Regions from separate parts of the Homo sapiens genome. Here region 1 is linked to region 2. Evidence: chromatin contacts called from ENCODE Hi-C or POLR2A ChIA-PET data. All regions are on one chromosome and are shown on one strand. Each heading gives the region's core, a stretch centred on a gene start or an enhancer-like site at or near the end of the contact. The rest is flanking DNA. Distances are from core to core; before and after follow the strand shown.

What was found. A loop is a pair of places that touch in the nucleus more often than their neighbours do. ChIA-PET counts read pairs that join two places held with the same protein, here RNA polymerase II (POLR2A). Pooled maps may share reads with other maps.
Region 1: a loop to region 2 is called in a pooled map, with 3 times the contacts of the local background. The contact joins the enhancer-like site here to the promoter of GYG1 in region 2. A Hi-C loop is called at or near these places in 3 of 50 pooled maps. POLR2A ChIA-PET finds 5 or more read pairs at or near these places in 3 of 52 experiments (Caco-2, H1 and T-cell).

What each region holds. Positions count from the first base shown.
Region 1 is chr3:149,178,855-149,181,582 of GRCh38, forward strand. CP (ceruloplasmin) reads right to left here. Exons shown (of 19, transcript NM_000096.4): 15 at 702-808. Among named protein-coding and RNA genes, the nearest start is that of CP, 42 kb to the right of the region's middle. Within about 2 kb of position 1,322, at least 16 of the 41 ENCODE cell types and tissues checked have a DNase peak (open chromatin) inside an H3K27ac peak, as active enhancers do.
Region 2 is chr3:148,990,239-148,992,938 of GRCh38, forward strand. It overlaps GYG1 (glycogenin 1), which reads left to right and starts at 1,302. Exons shown (of 8, transcript NM_004130.4): 1 at 1,302-1,409. The coding sequence starts at 1,403. RefSeq lists silencers at 941-1,990, 2,024-2,318.

The sequences.
Region 1 (2,728 bases), core at 72-2,571, 190 kb after region 2:
ATGTCTGCAGAGGCAAAAATTAGCTCAGCTAATGAGCAGTGATTTTAAAAGAATCCCAAATGAACAGTGTTGGTTTGTTCCATAAACTCATGAACTCTTGAGTGTGAGCCAAGCGCTATGGCAGTCCCTAAAAATCCATAGATGAATGAAATGTGTAATAATAAATAGGACCACAAATACCAGATTTACTCATTTGTTTGAGCCAGAACACTGAATTATCAAGGAGCTACTTCCCCCGGCTCACTCAGGCACTTCACCCACCTATCTATAACCGACTCCATTTCTTTTCTCCCTCCTTACAGTAGAGGTCCTTGAAATTTGCCTCACGTATTACAACGGCCTCCCAACCTCCAGTCTCTTCCCCCTCCAAGCCTTCCTTCATTCCACCAGAATGAAGGATCTGAAATGCAAATATACTGCCATTCTTGGTCAATTTTTCAGTGGCTACCTGTGACCCACAAGACAAAAATCTAAACTTCCCAAATATCTTGAAAGGCCTTTGAGCTGTATCATATTAGGAAATGTTAGATTTTTGTCTTGTGTGTCATAGGTAGCAGCATAGTTGCTAAAGTAGATTGCAAACAGTTTATTTTCCTAGGATTTTAACGTAGAATTGGACCACAGGAAAACACTAACCTTGTCTTCCTTCAATTGTGTGTCTATTTTGGGAAGTGTCACAAAACAAATGATTTGTATTTTACCTTAACTTGATCCACAGTTGAATAATAAGCCCATGGAATACAAGCAGAATCCTCTGTTCCAGCTCCAGATCTTTCTGGGATTTTCCATACGTAAGTGAGAGTTTCACCTAAATTCATCAAGTGTTAATGGATCTGGTTGTATTTGGTTTATATTGTACACACACACACACACACACACACACACACACACACACAGCCTTGATAACTAGGACCCAGGAACTGGAAATGTCAGTGTAATTAGTTTTTAAAAATTGTGGTACTCAAGATTGTTTTCAGGAATTTAGTTTTAAGATGAACTGGAAGACAAAATTTTGTCATTTTTTGGGTTAATTTTAAATTAGCTATAACCCACTTGCCATACCACAAAGCTAGGAGGTGTGTACTTCAATATTACAATTTGAAAAAACTTTGCAACCAATCTCTTCTTAGCTTGAAGTGTGTTTTCCTAATATACTTTTTTCTCTTCAGATACCAAGTGATTTTTCCCCAGTGGCTGGCACCTTTCCCGTAATCTCTGCATGTGTGTATCTGGACTATTTTGTGTAATTCCCTCAGCTTCAGCATTGGCTTCCTTTCCTTGTCCTCTCTCATGATCATCCTTAGTGAGCTCATGATTCCTGGCGAGGAGCCGTTAGACCTCTTGATCTCATGAGTCACCGACTTGACACAGTTATGTTTACCTCCCCCTCCAGTCCATCTCATTCTATCACACCATGTGCTGTTTTGTCACTACTCCCACATACAGGACATAACCACACCCTCGGCCTTGGCATTTTGAAGACGACCAGTTGCTTCACCCTCCTGCTTTGCCAAGGCTCTTACCCTTTTCCCATGTGCTCTAGGCTTTTCTCCAGTCTGATCTGCGTTTCCATTCACCTCAGGGCTTCCTGTGCAACTGCTCACAGGCCTCAACTTTTGGCCATGCCCACTCACCAATCCCAGCCACACTCATTTTCCATCCCATTTATTTAGACCACACCATTACATATTCATGCTATCACACTAACCTGCCAGAGTCCAACAGACATTCACTAGAGAATCAAGCAAGACAACAGAGATGGTCTCAAGTGATGTGGTAGACGTCTTACTTTTTCTTCAAGCCTCAGTCTGAGCTGTTCCTATGTCCTCACCCTTTTTCTAAGCAGAAAATTTCACTAGAATATAAAGTATTGATTCACCACCTGCACATATTACTGTCTGGCCATCTCTGCTTTTACTTATTCTCATAAGCTGCAAAATAACATTTTCTTCTCTTTTCCACACCCCTTTACAACCTGCTCTTCCACCAGTGGTCAGTGCCCAAAACCTTGGGGTCATGCTTGACTCCTCTCTTCCCTAACACTCCCTAGTGCCCATTTTCCAGCAGGTCCTTTTAGTACCACCTTTAAAATGGAACCAGAATATGATAACATCTCACCACTTCAGCCGCTTCCACCATATTCCAAATCTCGATGATGATGATGATGATGATGATTTTACCCAGATTATTGCAGTGGTCCTTAACTGACCCCAGATTCTGTCCTTGCCCCCTTAGGGTCACTTAACCACACATCACCAACAGCCCCTTAAAAGGTGTCCATCAGAACATCAGTCTTAAATCTCGAGTCTGAGGTCCTCCCTACTCCATCTGGCCCCTGCTCTCCCTGGATCTCATCTCTAGCATTCTGTCCCTTGTGTGCTTTTCTTTAGCCTCTGGCTGCCTTGCTGCTGCTCACACACACCAGGCATTGCTCCTGTCTTCGGGGCCTAGAATCAATTCGTGCACAATTACCTGAATTTCATTACTTCTCAAACTTTAGGTGTTTTCAGCAATGCCACCTCCTCAAGGAAGCCCTCCTGACCTCTCTACCTAAAATAGCACCCTTGCTACACCCTGCTAAGTTATTGAGAAATAGTATTTTCCTGGAAGCCAACTTTACAACTAATAGAAGAAAAATATGGTTCTTATTAAAGAAAATGCTCACCTATGTATATAATCTGTTCAAGATTTTACTCTATGTTTATTAAAGAAACATTTGATGATCTCC
Region 2 (2,700 bases), core at 52-2,551:
CCAAAAATCTACGCTTTAACCAGTGCCCCCAAGTGATTCTGATGTAGGAGATCCACACCCACACACGAGGAAACAGTGATATAACTGGTTTGAGGACAGCAGTACCACCTTTGCAAATAAATCACTTATTCTTAAGCATCTGTTTTGCTTTTTGAACTGATGTCAACTTCCTGATTGGTTTCCAAATGGCTTTGCAGTACTCATTCAACATTTACCGAGCAATTTCAGTTTTCAGTTTGCAGAGAACTGAACTACCCGAGGCTTGTTCTGTGTTTGGACTGGGGATGGGGAGCAGAGAAGGATGTGATCACATTAAAGCTATTTCTCAACTTCCTAGAAAAATGACAAATTGACCATTTCAAGATTTGTGAAACAGGTTAGCATTGGCTAACCACAGTTACAATAATTTACTAACCTTTTTGGAGCCCCTGTGTACAAGAGGCACCAAGACTTTCTGGGTGGGAAGGTTGATTCTGTAACCAAACTGCCAGGGTTTAAATCCTACTTTCTCCATTTATATTATATGACTATAGAAAAGTTAGCACTTTGGGAGGCTAAGGCTGGCAGATCACTTGAGGCCAGGAGTTCCAGACCAGGCTGGCCAACATGGTGAAACTCTGTCTCTACTAAAAATACAAGAAAAAAAAGAAAAGAAAAGTTAATTTAACTTTTCTGAGCTCAGTTTCCTCCTCGTCTGTAAAATGAATATGTAACACCTCACTGAGTTCGTACAAGGATTAAATGAAGCACTTAAATGCCTAATTGATGCAGATGGCTCCAAGAATTTAACATTTACGAAATATTCACTATATTTTTTAGGTTAAGGGTACAAAACCATTGTGAGTACACTAAGGAATGATTATAGAGGCTGATCGAAATTCTGCAAAAAAAGCGTAAATTTTACGTTTCATTCAAGCAGTTCAGACTCACGATTTTAACTAGAGTAATCTGGGGTTTGTTTGCTTGTTTTTTAAGGTTCCCTAACCCTTGGCTTCTTGGGGAGTTTGATGCCGCACTCAGCCCCAAAGTCCCCCTTAACTCCCAGGTTTAGCGGCGACAGGGGGCGCGCGGTTGACAAGGGCAGGCGCCCCGGGGAAGTAGGAGCAGGGGCGCCGGTGAGCCGCAGCCGCAGCGGCAGCCTAGCCCCGAGGGAGGGAGGAGGAGCCGAGGGAGACGCGGGACCCGGAGCCCCGCGGGCCACCGCCCCTGCCGGCCGCGCAGCTGGGAGGATGCGGACGGCAGCGAGAGCGTGCGCGGCCACGTGACGGCCGCTATAAGAGCGCACGGGGCAGACGCTCGGTTCCCCGCCGTGCCTCCTCGCTGGCCGCGCTCCCTCCCGGTGCCGGCTTCTCTGAGTCACCAACCTGAGGCTGCCCCGGCCGCCTGCGCACCCGGCAGCACCATGACAGGTACCGCCGCGCAGCCCGCCGCCGCCAGCCCCGGGACCCCGGCTTCCTGCCCAGCCGCCGCCTCCCTTCTCCTCCGCCCTCAGCCCCGGAGTGTTCCCGGCAGGACGAAACCGCCGCAAAGTTGCTGGCTGGCCGCAGCCGGGCGTGTTTCTGCCTGCGTCAGCTGCCGCCCCGCCGCCCCCCAGAGTGCAGGGATGGGGCAGCCGGGCAGAGCCCGGGCCCTCGGCCGGAGCTCTCGTTCCTGCTTCCGTCTCCTCGTCCTTCCTCTTGCTCTCACGGCGAAGGGCCGGCGGGCGGAGCAGCTGCGGCGGGGCCGTGTGGGGGTGGGGAGCCGGTTCCCCTGGGGGTTCCAGGCGGGAGTCCGGGGCGCAGCGGCATCGTGGGGAGCTGCCCCGGCCTCTGGCGGCCCGGAACCCCAGGAAGCAGGGGCTCCGAGGCGGGGATACTGCGGCCTCCGCCCGGCTCCTCCGCCGCCCGCCCCGGCCCCGGCCGCCACGCTGAGCCTATTTTTAGGCCTTTGGGGCCGGGTTGCGGGAAGCCGGGAGTCGGACTAGCGTCCCCGGGCGCGAGCCCCGTCTGGTGGGAGGGCGCCGGCTTTGGCTTCACTTGTTGCGAGGCGTCCGGGCCACTCCACGAGTTAGCCCCAGCACTGGGAAGCTCCGAGTTAGCTGGTCCTTCCGTGTCATTGAGGCTAATAGCCAGGGTTATTACAGCAGTTGAACTGCCACAAAGATTGCAGGTGTAACCCAGAGTTCAGCCGTCTTTAGGAAGATTAAACTCCTACCCAGCTGTCATTGGTCTTTCTTGGTCATTTGTAATGTTGGCTAGTCTGGTGTTCTAACCTGTGTTCTATCCCTTATTTAATCTTGGAAATCATCCATATCCTTGCTTCCAGAAATCCTTGAATCCTGCTCACCTTATTACATTTTTCTCCATGATCGCCTGGAACCTGGACTTCATTTGAGTTAGATGATCATTCATTTTGCCTAGCTTAAGTATTTTTGGTACAGATTGACAGCGATGTTACCCATGTTATAATGGGCTGAAGATAATAGAAGCAAGTACAGGCGGATGTTGATGGGCCTGTCAAGGGACAGGTGCCACTGTTCAGAGCTTTCCTAGAGTGTGAGTGACTGGGAAGCTGGTGGCCCTTCGGGGGTGGGGAACTGGTCTTCCTACAACTTAGTAGTTGGCCTGCCGTGGGAGAGGGCCTAATAAAATGTGTGAAGATGGCTCTCAGGTCAGCAGCCGAGGGATGCGCTGGCCCACTAGGCAACCCACAACTTCCTCT